Linked DNA regions of Homo sapiens: regions 1 and 3 are each linked to region 2. The links are chromatin loops, found by intact Hi-C in ENCODE. Cell type or tissue: PC-3. All regions are shown on one strand. Links, peaks and the distances in the headings refer to the core of each region. The heading gives the core; the rest is flanking DNA. Region 1 holds the start of KRTAP27-1 (keratin associated protein 27-1). Region 2 has its middle 48 kb from the start of KRTAP19-8. Region 3 holds the start of KRTAP7-1 (keratin associated protein 7-1).

Evidence for each region. Peaks named below come from ENCODE experiments on the same cell type or tissue, not always from the same donor. Only the 100,000 strongest peaks of a DNase experiment are listed, where the experiment ranks them.
Region 1: it touches region 2 in a loop (29-fold over the local background); 64 of 110 quality-filtered maps call a loop at or near these places.
Region 3: a loop joins it to region 2, with 12 times the contacts of the local background. A loop is called at or near these places in 60 of 110 quality-filtered maps.

The regions. Positions count from the first base shown.
Region 1 is chr21:30,337,661-30,343,352 of GRCh38, reverse strand. It overlaps KRTAP27-1 (keratin associated protein 27-1), which reads left to right and starts at 5,659. Exons shown (of 1, transcript NM_001077711.1): 1 at 5,659-5,692. The coding sequence starts at 5,685. In PC-3, for the core only: CTCF peaks have their summits at 1,982 and 2,185 (motif pointing left); a DNase peak (open chromatin) is centred at 2,322; H3K27ac peaks cover 3,405 bases.
Region 2 is chr21:31,083,655-31,089,346 of GRCh38, reverse strand. No RefSeq gene overlaps it. Among named protein-coding and RNA genes, the nearest start is that of KRTAP19-8, 48 kb to the right of the region's middle. In PC-3, for the core only: a CTCF peak has its summit at 2,704; a DNase peak (open chromatin) is centred at 2,716; H3K27me3 peaks cover 905 bases.
Region 3 is chr21:30,828,166-30,833,857 of GRCh38, reverse strand. It overlaps KRTAP7-1 (keratin associated protein 7-1), which reads left to right and starts at 4,099. Exons shown (of 1, transcript NM_181606.3): 1 at 4,099-4,819. The coding sequence starts at 4,160. The coding sequence ends at 4,423. In PC-3, for the core only: CTCF peaks have their summits at 2,290 and 2,498 (motif pointing left); a DNase peak (open chromatin) is centred at 2,487; H3K27me3 peaks cover 1,285 bases.

The sequences.
Region 1 (5,692 bases), core at 222-5,221, 750 kb after region 2:
AATAGAAAAATAACTTCACTCAAAGATAACCTCAGAGGAAGGCAAGAACAACTACATCTGGGAAAAGAAGCAAAAAACAAGTGTATAATTACTACAGTAAACTATAATGCTTTCATATCCAAGATATAATGGAACAAAGAGTCGGAAAATGTGGACTATAATGCTCAGATGGTCAAAACACCATGGTTCATTCTTTTCTCCAATTACTTATTATTAAGAGCCGCATAGACACTGTGTAATCCTCCAACTTTTATGTTTTACTTCTTTTGTTTTTTGTTTGGCTATTTGAATTAATGTGTCGTATAATTGAATTGTAAATGACCAAGAACTAGCCAAAGAAGCAAAATTATTTAGAGATAGTCTCAGAGAACAAATGATGTCACATGTGATTTATTTTATCATATAATAAAATATCTATTTCTCATTAGAAACAGAGAAAGCTGGCAAAATACTATTTCTGTGTTCCACATAAGAATTTTGAAGTATTCTACAACTTAAATTTTTTTTTCTATATGCATTACAGTGTCTGAGAAGGGTTATATGGTACTTGACTTATTTCATAGAATGTTATGTTTAACAAAAGTTATTCATTTCCCTCAAAAAAGCCTCTTTTGGGATAGACTAACGTGTACTTGACTGCAGAGATATACTTTTATTTATTCTCAAGAGTTGCTGTCAAATACTATAAGATTAATACTATAAGAAGAATTAATATAAGATTAATACTATAAGATTAAATACCATAAGATTACTAATTTTACAGTTGTGGATATTGACTAGCATCTGTGGGAACTAATAATGTACTGACTTCAGTCTTTGGTCTGTCCTGTTAAAATTTTATATGTAATCTTAATAAAGATCAGATGGTCTTAAATGTAAGTGAAGATTTCATTCAATAGACAGATTTGACGAGATGTCATGTAATGTTAATTCTACGTTATTAAGATTCTGACCGAAAATTATAGGATGTGACAGGACCTTAGAGAGCTTCTCATCTAAACTCATTATCTTGAAAGATATCCAGAGAGGTAGAGTGACTTGTCCAAATTTATGCAGTGAGTTGATGGATCCAAGGCTGAAAGCCACATCTCTTCATGCTTTTTCTAGTATTCCTCCATTGTTATGCAATGGTTCTGTATGAAACTTCTTGAATGGAGATGAGGAATGGATTAAAATTAACTTACGGCATTTGGTGAATGGAGAAGAGGAATGGATTAAAATTAACTTATGTCATTTGGTATAAGTTTGGTTGATGAGATAAAACTAAGACAAGGATGAGGTAAATAAATTGTGGGACCACTGGGATGAAGAGAGTGACTAGGCCCAAGCATGGTGGCTCATGCCTGTAATCCCAGCAATTTGAGAGGGCGAGGCAGGAGGATCACTTGAGGCCAGGGGTTCAAAACCAGCCTGGGCAGCACAGTGAAACCCCTGTCTCTACAAAATAATTTAAAATAGTCAAGTGTTGTGGTGTGAGCCTGTAGTCCTAGCTATTCAGAAAACCAAGGTAGGAGGATTGCTTGAATCCAGGAGTTTGAGGTTGCAAATTGTGATCACGCCACTGCACTCCAACCTGGGCTACAGAGTAAGACCCTGCCTCTAAAAAAAAAAAAAAATGGTTATTTTATTTCATTTCACTTCAATGTTTCTAAACAAGTGATTAAGAAGTTTAGTATAGCCATATGATCAAATATAAAAGACATATAAATTATTCAATGTTACAACTACCAAATGCTGAGCTCTTGAGAGATGGAGACAAGTTCCATCATTAATGGGAATAAGTATAATCCAACCTTTAAAGGAATGGAATGTGAAAATTAACACATAATTATAAATCAACAACATAATCATAAACATAAAAAAACTGTGCTTGTTTTTGCTTATAATTTTATATCAATCCTAGATTGATGTTATAATGAGAAGCGTCTTAGTCTGCATGAAGATTCCTAACCTGATCAGTAATAATTGTTATTATTTATCATTCAATATGTGGCAGGCAATCTGGTACCATATACAATATCTCATTTATTTTAATGAAACAGCCATGACATAGAAAACTTATGGAACCTGTTCAAAGTTACAGTTTGAGATTGTAAATATTGGCTTAGAATCCTGGCATTCTCACTCTAGAATTCTTATATTTAATTGCATCCTCATACCAAATGTTGATATTCCACCCTCTGGTGGTTAGGAGGTGCCACTGCAGCTGCAGTCATTCCAGGAGAATGATTTCAAGTCCAGGAGAGACCAGGGAATTGTTCACCCCTTTAGTAGCAAGAGTATCCAGTTACTGTATGCAATTAGGTAACCAGTTCTATCTATTTCTCAAGAATACCAGCAGATAAACTACATAGTCATAATTTTTCAAATGCTTACAAAGCTAATACTTAGTTTTTAGTAGGCTGCATGTAAACAATTCCAAGGTGACCAGTTGTCCTAGCCTACGTCATTCCATAGTAATAAACCAGGTAACTTCCTCTATAAATCCAGCAACAACCAAAATCTGTGTTTACTCACTGAATCAAAATTATATACTGAAACACTTATTAATTTGGCTCTCACTTAAATAAAATGTGCAAATGCCTCATTCCAAAGAGAAAATAACTCATGGAGTGACCTTATTCACAAATGACAGACTTAACATCACCATATGAAATTTGAAGGGACTGCCCAAGTACTCAGTAATTGGCTGCACATTGTGAAATTAATAAGAAGGCTGCTGGCTGGAGACAGTTCTGTAAATTCCAGCCTATATGATGTCCTGCCTATACCTATACAATTTGGCAAGAGGACTCTGTGTTGGTATTGAGAACTGGCTCCCATTTTCATGGTAAAAACATACCTACATGGCCAGGCACAGTGGCTCACGCCTGTAATCCCAGCACTTTTGGAGTCCATGGCGGGGGGGATCACCTGAGGTCAGGAGTTCGAGATGAGCCTGGCCAACATGGTGAAATCCCGTCTCTACTAAAAATACAAAAATTAGCCAGGTGTGGTGGTACACACCTGTAATCCTAGCTACTTGGGAGGCTGAGGCAGGAGAATGGCTTGAACCTAGGAGACAGAGGTTGCAGTGAGCCAAGATCACACCACTGTACTCCAGCCTGAGTGACAAAGCAAGACTCCGTCTAAAAAAAAAAAGAAAAAAAAAACCTACAAATAAACATGATTTTGAAATAATTGAATAAGTTTGTGCCATGGTAATAAGTAGCTTTCTTAATGATTTTGTTCTTATTAAACAAAGGGGTAGCTGAAAGATAGGCATAGTTTTTAAATTTGTTTTTCTTTGAGCTCAATACTCTTGCCAATTCTTAGAAATCTTGGAAATGTCAAAATTTCAAAACTATATTTCTTCAGATGTTTAGTTATAATTAAATTTTTACTTAGCACCTTCTATGTATGAATTTTTGAAGATACATTTATGGGAATCTGATGATATGGCAATGAGACACCATGCTCAGTGTTGGGGTTATGGAAGTGAGGAAGATACACATGCTTCTCCTCTTCATGGAATTCACAATTAGTGGCAAAAGCACAAAAGAGAAATAAATAAAATCATCATAAGTTAAGATGAGTTTTAAAAATGAAAAAATATGAGACCCTGATAATGGAATTTTCTCATATAGGATGATAGAGAGACATTCTAAGAAGTAACTCTTAAGCTAAGACACAAAAGATGAGAACTATGGATAGAATGGGAGAAGGCAGTGGAGGGGTGAAACAGACAGGCAGCTGCGTATGCAAAGTTTGGAGGCAAGGAGAGGTTTAGTGTGCCAAGGAGCTGCATGAGGCCTGTGAGGATGAATCATGTTGGGCAGAGTGACATGACAAGAGTTAGATTTAGAAAAATAGGGCCGGGCATGGTTGCTCACGCCTCTAATCCCAGCACTTTGGGAGGCCAAGACAGGAAGATCACCTGAAGTCAGGAGTTCGAGACCAGCCTGGCCAACATGATGAAACCCCCATCTCTATTAAAAATACAAAAATTAGCTGGACGTGGTGGTGGGCGCATGTAATCCCAGCTAATCAGGAGGCTGAGGCAGGAGAATTGCTTGAACTCGGGAGGCGGAGGTTGCAGTGACCTGAGACCATGCCATTGCACTCCAGCCTGGGCGACAAGAGTGAAATTCTGTCAAAAAAAAAAAAAAAAAAAAAAAGAAAAGAAAAAGAAAAAGAAAGAAAGAAAGAAAGAAAGGCCATGGCCAGGTCTTATAAGATGTTGTAGGGAAGTCTAAAGGAAAAAGATCTTATTGTAAGGACAATGAGAAGCCATTTGGTATCTTTAAGCAAGAAAGTCACAAGCTATAATGAAGCCTCTGTGCAATAACGAAGCCTCCGTGCAATAATAAATACATATATGCGTAAGAATTAAATGGGTGGCTGTAGGGTTCATGTGGAGGGCACACTGAGATCTTTAAACATACAAGTGTGGTTATTCAAAATTATAAATGACTTGCGTGTGTTACAAAGGTATTGTATACAAGATGAGTGTGCAGCCTATAAAGCTGAAAGTATTCAGATGTGCCCTTTTAAATTTATAATATCCTCAGTCTTTCAAGGAAGTGTTTGCATAAGAATTACTGAGAATTGCTGAATGTTCTTGGGCTTCTTCAGACCTTAGAAAGGGAGTCTAGTTAGTGCACTAAGACTATACTTCTATTTTATTGTCATTAGCTGAGCCAAATATATTATAGAATATGTTATAGAAATTGTGCTGGTTGGCTCTGTGCCATGAGTATGAAACTATGCTAAGAACGGTGTCCTAATGCGATAAACATAGGAACTGATCATCTGTCTGCAGTCAATAAAAAAAGCACAGAATAAAGATGAAAAATATCTGAAGAAGGTTCATTATAAAGGAAAATAATCAACCTTTGAGAAGCACAAACACAAGTAAACACACCACTTTGTCAAGTATAGAAAAAAGGAATTAAATCCATTAGTAATTCAGAAAAGGAAGAAATAACTCCTAAATGGGAAGATTGGGGAAGACTTCAGGAAAAGGACGCATTTAAACTTGGCTTTCAAGGAGATTAGGGAAACGAAATGTTAGGCAAAAGACAAGTATTTATTGGGCAATGGCCACACTCAGTACTTTGCATGAACACTGAGAAGGAATGTGATCACAAAGTCCTCTCACATTCTGGTCCACTGGAGAGAACAATATCTGAGTGGAATGAGATTGGGCTCAACCTGGATCCAATTCTAACTTTAAATGTCTTGAACATCAAATTACCACATTCTGCTACATTGGCAGCTCTCAAAACCAGTGCTAAATGTTAATCAGTATTCAGTTGGCCACTGCCTCATGCATTTCTCATTGTCCACTTACCAATGTGCAGAGTCATGGTGGCAAAAAAAAAAAAAAATGTTAGCTTGGTTGGACAGGTTTAGACTCTTATTTGACCAACCCCACCTTGAATGAGTCATCTTTGGAGCTAACATAAAAGCCATTTTGAAGATTCAAAATGGACTTACATCTTTGTTAATAAGACATCATCTGCATATATAACCAAAGTGGTAATGAGATGTTATCCTTCAAATTAGTTTAAGCAATGAGTTGCAAAGAAGTCTTGAGAAGCCAACACCCAGGTTTCTGAGTATATAATCGCCGCACCAAAGAATTTAATTTTCAAACTCAGCATGTTGAGTCCTTATGACCATCTTTAAGGATTTTTAGCAATATGCCTCA
Region 2 (5,692 bases), core at 318-5,317:
GAGAAGAGGATTGCTTCAATCCAGGAGTTGGAGACCAGCTTGTGCAAGATAGGGAGACTCTATTAAAAAAATGAAAAAAAATGAAACATGGAATGTACCGTATGCTCTGGGTATACATACAAAAGAACCGAAAGCAGGGACCTGAATAGTTACTTGTGCAACAATGCTTATTATTCACAATAGCCAAAAGGTGGTAATTACTCAGTGTCTGTCAACAGATGAACGGCTAAACAAACTGTATATCTATGTAAGGAAGTATTATTCAGCAAGAAAAAGGAATAAAGTTTTTTTTTTTTTTTTCTGAGACAGGGTCTTGCTCTGTCGCCCAGGCTGGAGCTCACTGCAACCTCTGCCTCCCAGGTTCAGCGATTCTCCTGTTTCAGCCTCCCAAGTACCTGGGATTACAGGTGTGGCCCACCACACCTGACTGATTTTTGTATTTTTGGTAGAGACGGGGTTTCACCATGCTGGCCAGGCTGGTCTTGAACTCCTGACCTCAGGTGATTCGCCCGCCTCGGCCTCCCAAAGTGCTAGGATTACAGGCGTGAACCACTGCACCCCATGTAATAAAGTTTTGATGCATGCTACTGAGAGGTGGCAACTGCTAGCAGCCCTCGCTCGCTCTTGGCGCCTCCTCGGCCTTGGCCTCCGCTCTGTCCCTGCTCCAAGAGCCCTTCACCCCGCTGCTTCGCTGTGGGGGCCCCTCTCTGGGGCTGGCCGAGGCCAGAGCCGGCTCCCTCTGCTGGCGGGGAGGTGTGGAGGAAGAGGCGCGGGCGGGAGCCGGGGCTGCGCACGGCGCTCGCAGGCCGGCACGGTTCCAGGTGGGCGCGGGCTCGGCGGGCTCTGCGCTTGGCGCGGCCGGCAGGTGTCCGCTGGGCTTGATCCGGAACGAGCTCCGTCCGGGCTGCGGGAGTGCCCAGGCTAGGTGCCGCAAAGACCCATGGGAGTGCCAGAGAGAGGTGAAGCCGGCTGGGCTTGTAGGCGGGGTGGGGACTTGGAGAACTTTTCCGTCTAGCTGAAGGATTGTAAATGCACCAATCAGCACTTGTGTCTAGCTAAAGGTTTGTAAACGCACCAATCATTGCTCTGTGTCTGGCTAATCGGGTGGGGACTTGGGGAACTTTTGTGTCTAGCTAAAGGATTGTAAACGCACCAATCAGCACTCTGTGTCTAGTTAAAGATTTGTAAGCGCACCAATCAGCACTCGGTCAAAACAGACCGAACAGCTCTCTGTAGAACGGACCAATCAGCTCTCTGTAAAATGGGCCAATCAGCAGGATGTGGGTGGGACCAAATGAGGGAATAAAAGCAGGCCACCCGAACCGCTGAGGTTCCTTTCCATGCTGTGGAGGATTTGTTCTTTTGCTGTTTGTAATAAATCTTGCTGCAGCTAACTTTTTGGGTCTGCGCCGCTTTTATGAGCTGTAATACTCACCGCGAAGGTCTGCAGCTTCACTCCTGAGGCCAGCAAGACCATGAACCCACCGGAAGGAACGAAACTCCAGACGTGCAGCCTTTAAGAGCTGTAACACTCACCGTGAAGGTCTGCAGCTTCGCTCCTGAAGTCAGCGAGACCACGAAACCACCAGAAGGAACAAACTCCAGACACACCATCTTTAAGAACTGTAACACTCACCGCGGGGGTCTGCTGCTTCATTCTTGAAGTCAGTGAGACGAAGAAGCCACCAATTCCGGACGCACTACAACATGAATGAATCTCAAAAATATTATGGTAAGTGATATAAACCAGACACAAAAGGACAAATATTGCATAATCCTAGTTACATGAAATATATAAAACAGGCAAATTCATAGAGATAGAAAGTAGATTAGAAGTTACCAGCAATGAGAGGAGGAGGAGGGGAGGAGGAATTATTTCTTAACGGATACAAAGTTTCTATTTGGAGTGATGAAAAAGTTTTGGAAATGGATAGTGGTGATGGTTGGACGATATTGTGAATATAATTGATGCCACTGAAATGTACACTTACAAATGGTTAGAATGGCAAATTATATCTTACCAAATATCACGTTTTACCGCAATAAAAGTTATAAAGACGATCTTTGCTTTTATAAATGAGTAAAACAAAAAAAAATACACAAACATTAGACATACAATTCAGTGAGCTACGAGCTATATTGGACTCAGTGGTAGCAACAGGAAGGGGCCCTGACGTTGTCAAAATTTTTCCTACATGCTTAGTGCTTTGTGTGTGCTTTCACTGCATCTGCAGAGAAGCCCTGAGAGGTGCTATGGGGCCTATTTTACAGATGGAAAAACAGGGCAAGTCCTGGTCCAAAGTTATGCAGCTCTATGAATCCAGCATTCAAATCTAGGTCTATCTGGCTCCGAATGGAGTACAAGCAGACCAGTAGTGACCATTTTGGGAAAATTGTTTCACCCTGGAGGATAATTTTCAACTTTTACTTAATTTAACTAGGGAAGATCACTGTGAGGGAGAATAGATTAAATGTGAGCAAGATCCTATCCAACTCTAATTTCTCATAGGATTTTTGCTGGAACTCATCACCCTCAGAACACTGATTTTGGGTTGAGTTTTCTAGTTTATACGGTTTTAGTGCACAACGGCAGATTTGGTAAATGTTGAATACAGTTCTTTTCCAATGTAATAATCCATCCATTTTCATAGTTTAAAATTGACTTTGGTAAGAAACAGAAGTTCTTGAATTTCCTGCCTGTGACCAGAGGAGGCCGCTGTTTCACTATGAATGTTTTTAGAGTCAAACGCAAACTCAAGCATATTGCTGGGTCCCAAAATTATCGTTCTTATTTTCATTCTCTCTCTCTCTCTCTCTCTCTCTCTCTCTCTCTCTCTCTCTCTCTCTCTCTCTTCCTCCCTCCTCTCTGGCCTTTCCTCCTTTCCTTTCCCTTTTTTTTATTTCCTTCTCCTGTTATTATTTCAATAAGTCAGCTCAGATGTGATAACAGGAAGGGGATGTTTCTCTTCTTCACATTCTTTGAACATTTATCCACCTCTTCCCAGACAAATAACTGTTTCCTTTATTTTATTTATTTATCTTTTTGAGACGGAGTCTTGCTCTGCCGCCCAGGCTGGAGTGCAATGGCGCGATCTTGGCTCACTGCAACCTCCACCTCCTGGATTCAAGCCATTCTTCTGCCTCAGTCTCCCGAGTAGTTGGGAGCACAGGCACCCACCACCACGGCTGGTTAATTTTTGTATTTTTAGTAGAGACTGGGGTTTGCCACATTGGTCAGGGTGGTCCCGAACTCCTGACCTCAGGTGATCCGCCTGTTTCGGCCTCCCAAAGTGCTGGGATTACAGGCGTGAGCCACCGCGCCTGGCCACCGTTTCCTTTAATAACAAACTTTCCAAGAAAATGGACCAAATGGAAAAGATACTTTTCCTTCCCCTTTACTATTTTTAAGGATGGAAATGGACTTTCATTTTTGGGTGTAGATTAACAGTTGAACAGTCACATGGCAGAGTTCAGTATTCTTTTCCTCAACCATTCATTTTCACAGTTTAGCCTGTCCTGGCCCCAGAGAGGGCAATGTGGGAGTTTAGAAAAATCCATTGTCAAATCTGGAGAGCATTTAGAAAAATATTTGATAGCTAAAATCATTTTCTGCATGGAGACTATAGCTTTCCAGAAGTTCTTTTGTTAAGCAACTGAAAAGAAATTTAGGTTTTCTTTCTTTCCTTCTTTCTTTTTTCTCTCTCCCTCCCTCTTTCCCTTCCTTCCTTCCTTCTTTCTTTTTCTCTGTTCCTTCCTCCCTCCCTCTGTCTATCCCTCCCTCCCGCCTTCCTTTCTTCCTTTTTTTCTGTCTGATCACTAATGAATCTTTTTAGAAAAGAAACATTTCAGTGCTTTCACCAATGTTTCTGATCTTTGCTTTCCCGTATCTCCATCTGTGTTACTTTAAAAAGCATCTAGCCAGGGCTTTTAACTGGGAAAGTTAATGAGCAAAAGCAAATTTTATCAATTAGAAAAAATATTTTTTAAAAGGAACTTTGTAGCCCGACAGATGAGGGGATCAAGGTGCATGTGTGTTGGGGGCAAGAAAGGTGTGTTACAAACACTATCTTCTTTATTCTAAATTACCTTGTGGAGGCGGGGGGGTGGGGGGGGAAGAATTATTTAATTTAAGGATGAGATGATTTAGAGCTCCAAAAAAATATTCATCTGCAGAAATGCCTCATCACACAATTTGGTTAGTGAGACCTTCAGTGGACTTGGTATTTGTGTCTTGGACACTACCTTTTTTTAAAGGGCCCGAAAGATCTTTAGGGAGTTAGGAGGCAGATGAGCTTTCCTGTTTCTAATTGATATTACTGCTGCTTTTCCTTCTCATGCAGGCTATTCAAACTAACAAGAGGAGGTTGGTAGGGGCCCTCCTACTAAATTGGTTTCAACTACATTTTTCGCTGCGTGTGTGACCTTGAACTAGTCCCTGAATCTGTTGAGGGTTCAGCTGTCCAGATTACACAATGAGATGTGGAATGATGTGATCTGCGACGTTTTTTTGAATGCCAGCTTAGGATTCTCCCTGTCTTTATTGTCTTAGAAGCACCACGTTCAGATTCTGATTCACTATTCCAAGCAACTGTCTCACCTGACAGTAAAAGTAGACAGAATATCAGTTAATACAATATTGTCTTTTCTTTTCTTTTGGTTCTGAAAAGACCTTTGACACAAATCATAGCCATTAGTTGAACAGGAATGGGGAAAAAAGGCAAGTAAATAAAATGATAGAAGACTTTGGAGGGCCTGACTTCCTGGGTTCAAGTCCTGGCTTTGCTACCTCTACCAGTAAGTGGGCAAGCTTTTAAAATTCTTTGTCCTTCCATTTTCTCATCTCGAAAAATAGGATACAAATATCACCAACCTCATGGGTGGGATTGTTGTAAAGACAGATATCACCATATTAATTATTACAGGCTGGGCGCAGTGGCTCACACCTGTAATCCCAGCACTTTGGGAGGCTGAGGCGGGCGGATCACAAGGTCAGGAGATCGAGACCATCCTGGCTAACATGGTGAAACCCCGTCTCTACTAAAAATACAATAAATTAGCTGGGCGTGGTGGCATGTGCCTGTAGTCCTAGCTACTTGGACGGTGAGGCAGGAGAATCTCTTGAACCATGGAGGCAGAGGTTGCAGTGAGCTGAGATCGTGCCACTGCACTCCAGCATGGGCAACAGAGCGAGAGACTGTCTCCAAAAAAAAAAAATTTATTATATAATTATTTCTGCCAACTTATAATTATGCCTTTTATTTATTTATTTATTTTTGGAGATAGGGATCATAGTTCACTGCAACTTTGAACTCCCAGGCTCAAGTGATCCTCCTGCCTTCACCTCCTGAGTAGCTGGGACTACAGGCATATGCCTATTTTTTTTTTATTTTAGTAGAGATTGAATCTTGCTGTGTTGCCCAGGCTGGTCTCAAACTTTTGGGCCCAAGTGATCCTCCCACGTTGGCCTCCCAAAGTGCTGGGATTACAGGCATGACCCCCACCCCGTGCCTGGCCTATGCTTTTTGGAAGATTAGCATCTTCCATTTTTCACTGTGACTCATTAACCAATGTCAGAAACTACTTTTTGTGAAAAACACTATCGTGGGCCCATTTTCCTGCCTTTGTAGTATATATTTACAAACGAGTTGGAAAGATAAGCCTGCCATAAGTAAAATTGAGAGGTGAAGCTGGC
Region 3 (5,692 bases), core at 281-5,280, 260 kb after region 2:
ATGTACTATTGCTTTCTTCAGGAGAAGGAGCGAAGGGTAAGGGAAGTGAAGCAGGGAAGGTGGAGTGCTCAAATGAAGATGCCTCATCCAGTTGACCATAGCTAAGCAATTATGTGCTGGATTCCATGACACTATTCCCCAAGAAGCTGCCTAACCCTCTTAGGACTGTCTCAGGCAAGTCTGTCCATGGAGAAAAGGGGAGAATATATCCACACTTCCATTTCTTTTTGGTCGAAGTTTTGCTCCACAGGGCATTAACTGCCCTACACTTCAGGTTTTGCAAGCATGGGCCCTAGATAGGCTCCCCAGTCTCTATCCTAGCTATTAAAGGTGAAGTCCCCAGGTGGGGGATGACAGATATCTGGTGAGGGGACTGATGTAAAGCTCCATCATGTTGTACCAGCTTGAGGTGAGTTGGAACCTACACCAAGATGATTCCTATAGGGGCAGCTGCATAAGAGGTGGGAGAGGCTGGGAGGCTATGAGTGGGGTCTGATCCTTGCCTGATAAAAGTTCTCAAATTTCCAAGTGAATATGTCATGTAGGCTCCTTATTGCTTATTTTTTTCCTTGTAAATACTATGTGTCAATTCATTTTCTCTTTTCTTTAAAGAAAATACATGCATTCAAATAAATCAAATAAAATCTGGTGTTAGAACTAATCTCTCCCCCCACCAAATCAATTGGCATTGAGGGATTTTCTTTGTAAAACTAATATTTATGGCAACTTTTCCCTCAATTAGAGTACATAGTGATTAGGGGGAAATGGAGAAAAGAAAACAAAGAAAAGGAATTAAAGCTACATGCTAATCTACAACCAAAGGCTGACTAATATTACATGAATTGCACAAACAACTTATAAAACCTCTATATTTAAAATTGTTCAGGATTAGAATTATCAGGACCATTTTACATTATGATATGTAAAGTTCTAAAAAACTTTTTATGTCTGCCCTCATCTAATCTTTTGAAATATGTGTTAAAATCTGTTAAAATTATTTTAGCCCATGTAAGGAATAGAAATTCAGTGGAAGTCATTAATGTTGTTCGGTGACATTGTAGGCTTTCGCCCTCCAGGCACATAGTAGCATTGCTCTTCGTGACCTGTGAAGTTAGATGTGGCTGTGGAACTTACTTTAGGAAATGAGGAGAGTGTGGAAATGGTGTATAACACTTGAGGAGAGCCTTTAAAAGCTACCATGGCTTGCCCCATTCATTTTCCCCTGTTTGTCATATTTCAGATAATCAAAGCACTGTCAGCTTGAGTCTTTTGAGTGAAAATGATGTGTATCCAAGACAGTCACCAATGTGAGAGGAATTCATAGTGTGAGCAGGCAATACATTTCTGAACATGGAAATTTTGGATGTCTGTCTGTTATAGCAGCAAAAACTAGCCTTTGTTTTTTTGTTTTCTAGTTTTTAGCAGCAAAAGCTAGATCGATGTGTTCTTCAAAAAATAATGCAATGAATTATAGATTTGAGGCATGTAGAAGCTATATCCCTTTAAAGCCTTAATGACATATCAAAAGCAGGATAGTAAAGTAGTTAAGAGCATGGCTTGGAGGTAGATGGCATGGGTTTGGAGATTGATTCTGCTGACTATTAACCATGTGACCTTCAGTAATTCTCTTAAACCCTCTGGACTCGGTTTTCTTATAAAGAATCATAATACCCACATCATAAGATCATTATAAAAATTAAATGAATTAACACTTGTCAAATGCTTGGAATAGTGCATAGTAAGCCTTCTTACTATATATAGAGGTAAAATATATAATTAAGTAGTATGTGCAAATTCTTTAGAACAGAGTCTAGCACAGAGTAAGTCCTTAATGATATTTTTTGTTATTATCAATCTTAAAAATCATTGAATAGCAATCGAGTACTTGGCTGATAATTTTCTCTGGGTATGTCTAGTAAGAGATAGGAAAGTGAAAACAAGCTAAGGAGAAAATATAAGTTTTTCTTTTGATTATGGGTAACAAAACCAGCAGTCACATAGGTGGGTTTTACCTCTGAGGAGACACTTGAACACATTGCTGTTACCTTCCCTTTCTAATCAGGTGTGTCCTGAGACAAGAAGCAGAGAGCATCAAGAAATGGAAGAGGACAAACTAAAGCTTTTTCTTTAATTACCTCTATCATCCAGAGTTAAGGGAAATAAGTCACCAGCGACTGAAACCAAACACTCCTGCCAATGAGAGATAAGCATCTCTGGGCAATTTCACACAGCCCAGCAAAAGCTTTTTTGAATTCTCATGACAAACCAGCCCTGGAATTTATCAGGATGATTTATTCATCAGAATTACCTGAGATACCCATTACAAATAGAGATTTCCAGAATCTCAGGTGGTGGTGGGAGAGGAGAGCTCCTGGAATTCTGAATTTCAAGCGAATTCTTTAGAAGATTCTTCTACCTGCTTACATTTGAGAACCCTAAATCCAGTCCTGTGGTTTATACGGAGTAACTGAAATACCACTGCCACCTGGTGGCAGCATGTACAAATTACAGGTTCCAATGTCATTGTGTGATAGAATCAGTAGTGAAATTTTTCAAGTCACGCGTAATTCTTAGTCACCCCTGCCCTCTCCTAATCACAAACGTATTTTTGAGTTTTCTGGATTATCTGATACAGAGTTTATATAATTTAAACCCTGAGGACACAACCTCTTACCATTTTAATTCATTCTTTTTGTTAAACTGAATTTGAAATTATAACTTATTTTTCTTTAACTTTCTCTATATACTCTTATGACATTTAATTAATTTGTAGAATAAAAGAAATCATATCCACTTATAGAACATTCTTTAGGCAGCTCTCTGTCAGAGAAACTGAGAGAGATAGAATCTTAAAGAGAGAGGGATGTCTGAGAGGAATGATTAGTTTTGCATATTGGACTCTGTGATTGTCTGTTAAGATGGAAATAAAAAAAGGAATTGGTATTCAGGAAGTTTTTTCTTCTACTTTCAGAGAATTCTGACTTTGATTCACATATAAAAAGATGATGTCGTAAACCTTTGAATTGGAATAGACTTAGCTTTGCTGAGCTCAGATCCTTCCTGGTTTACGTTCTTCATGAGAATTGGTTATGTAAGGCAAAATAAGAGCAGAAGGAAGTGTTGCATCCTTAAATATAACTGGTATTTCATAATGGATCATGGCATTCAGGCTTGTTTTATAGGAGTCAGTAAGAAGCAAGTGTGGTATAACATGACTCTGAAATTGAGCATCATCCCACTCAGCGCCAGTGTGGCAACTCCAGAAAGACAGTTTGGCAATGTTCAAGATGATTTACAAGCAAACATGGTATGTTCTCCATGAAAAAATAAAATATGTATTAACAAACAGAATGCTCATAAATGAAATTGATGAAAATTACTTGCAGGTTATTCACAGCCAACTTATTATTTGGCACCATTGCAGCCTCTGTAAAAACACCTGGTTGGATAGATTTGTGTAGCAGTGCTTTTTAAAATAAAAAATACATTTTGAGTTAAAATTTGTATAACACAAACCAAGGCATTTTAAAGGTAACAATTCAGTGATATTTAGTACATTCCAAATGTTTTGCAACATTGTCTAGTTCCAAATGATTTTCTTCACTCCAAAAGGAAACTCTGTACCCATTAACTAGTTGGTATACAATTGTTTTAAAAGGGCACATGGGTGAATTTCAAGAGGTTATAGAATTTCAGTTTGATGTTTCAAAATAATGTTCAAAAGACCTCAATATATGGCTTTGTCTTGGCTTGAAGTGTTTGCATTCTTGCCAAAGCTTTTTTAGTTTAGCTATGTCAGTTGGGAAGAGTTTATAATCAGAGGATTTAAAGAGTCTCACATGATGCAATCAAGAACAGTAGTTAAACTATGGGACTCTGATGAAAAGAATTCGATTGCGTGTCAAGCATGGTCACTGGCTTTAAAATAGTACAGAGAAAAGCCAACAAAAATGTGGGCAATGAGTCTGTGCATTCCTTATAAGCATTTTATTAGAAAAGAATGAGATTACCTATGCAAATTAGTGGGAAGATGTTTAGACAGATGTGTTGTGCCCACCAGCTTGAGGTATAAAAAGCCCTGTACGGGAAGAGACCTTCATTAACACTTGGGTAACTTACCCTTCACAATCCATCTAAATCCTTCTCAATTGCTGCCACCATGACTCGTTACTTCTGCTGTGGAAGCTACTTCCCAGGATACCCTATCTATGGGACCAACTTCCATGGGACCTTCAGAGCCACCCCCTTGAACTGTGTTGTGCCTCTGGGCTCTCCCCTGAACTATGGCTGTGGATGCAATGGCTACAGCTCCCTGGGCTACAGCTTTGGTGGTAGCAACATCAACAACCTGGGCGGCTGCTATGGTGGTAGCTTCTATAGGCCATGGGGCTCTGGCTCTGGCTTTGGCTACAGCACCTACTGATGGACCAATGGCTCCAGTGACTACAGGACTCTCAATTAATTCTCTGCACAGAACAACCTGAAGAGCAATGACTGTCTTCCTACCTTCCCATGTGCTTGGGTGATACATCTTCCATCTTCTTGCTGACTTCTTGCTGTGGTCTTTGTCTTTGATGCTGTTGGACAAGTCACCCAGGACTCAGGTGCTGAACTGATACTCATCTACAGACAAAGGAAGCAAGATGCATTTTTTTGGTCATACTTGAATTTTAACAGTGAAAAAGTAGTTTGCCTCCCATGGTTGCTCTGCTCATGTATTATTAGCTTCTACATCAACATTAATGTATTACAAATTGGGTGTGGGTAGTAAGGGGATTTTCTGTCAGTCTCTTAATAAATCTATTTCCTTCAGCATAAATATTTTTGTCCTGGTTATTTATTTCACTTCTCTTTTATGCTCTTGAATTCATCAATCAGTTTAAACCCGTAATGGTTGACTTTAACCAAATTTTATTCTGATTTCAGACTATATAGCCAGGATAGGGTGATGCCTAACCATTTTTTATTTTTATATTGATATTTCAATTTAAAAAACTCCCTGGAAATGTCCCGTATTTAACCCAGATATACTGCAATTGTTGGCGTTTCTCAAAGCTGATTATAAAACAGGAATATTTCTTAGCTGTTGAATGCTAAAACATGTTTTCTTTTCTCTTTTCCTTAGTGACAAGATTCCATTTTGGTTCATTTCTCCTTTCCTACTGTTTATAGAACTCAGCTCTGGGGAGATTTGAACCCCTCATGTTGTTGGAAGAATTGGAACTAAATAGACTTAGTTATGAAACTCTATCTTTAAGAGTTCCTAAGATTTGATCAATAAAGGGAAGCCAACTACTAAAATCACATATTATTTTTTATCCTTTTTTGATAGATGGGTTTATTTTCTCCACTTTCTTCACCTCTGATTATACATATAACTAGTACTAAAAATGAAGTGTTTATTCTTTGAAATAATAGTTGCCATCAAAAGCACTTGAAATGGTATGTTGTCTACACTTAGAAAATGCTCCCTGTCGATCTAGAACTAGAAATAACATTTGACCCAGCCATCCCATTACTGGGTATATACCCAAAGGTCTATAAATCATGCTGCTATAAAGACACATGCACACGTATGTTTATTGCGGCACTATTCACAATAGCAAAGACTTGGAACCAACCCAAATGTCCAACAATGATAGACTGGATTAAGAAAATGTGGCACATATACACCATGGAATACTATGCAGCC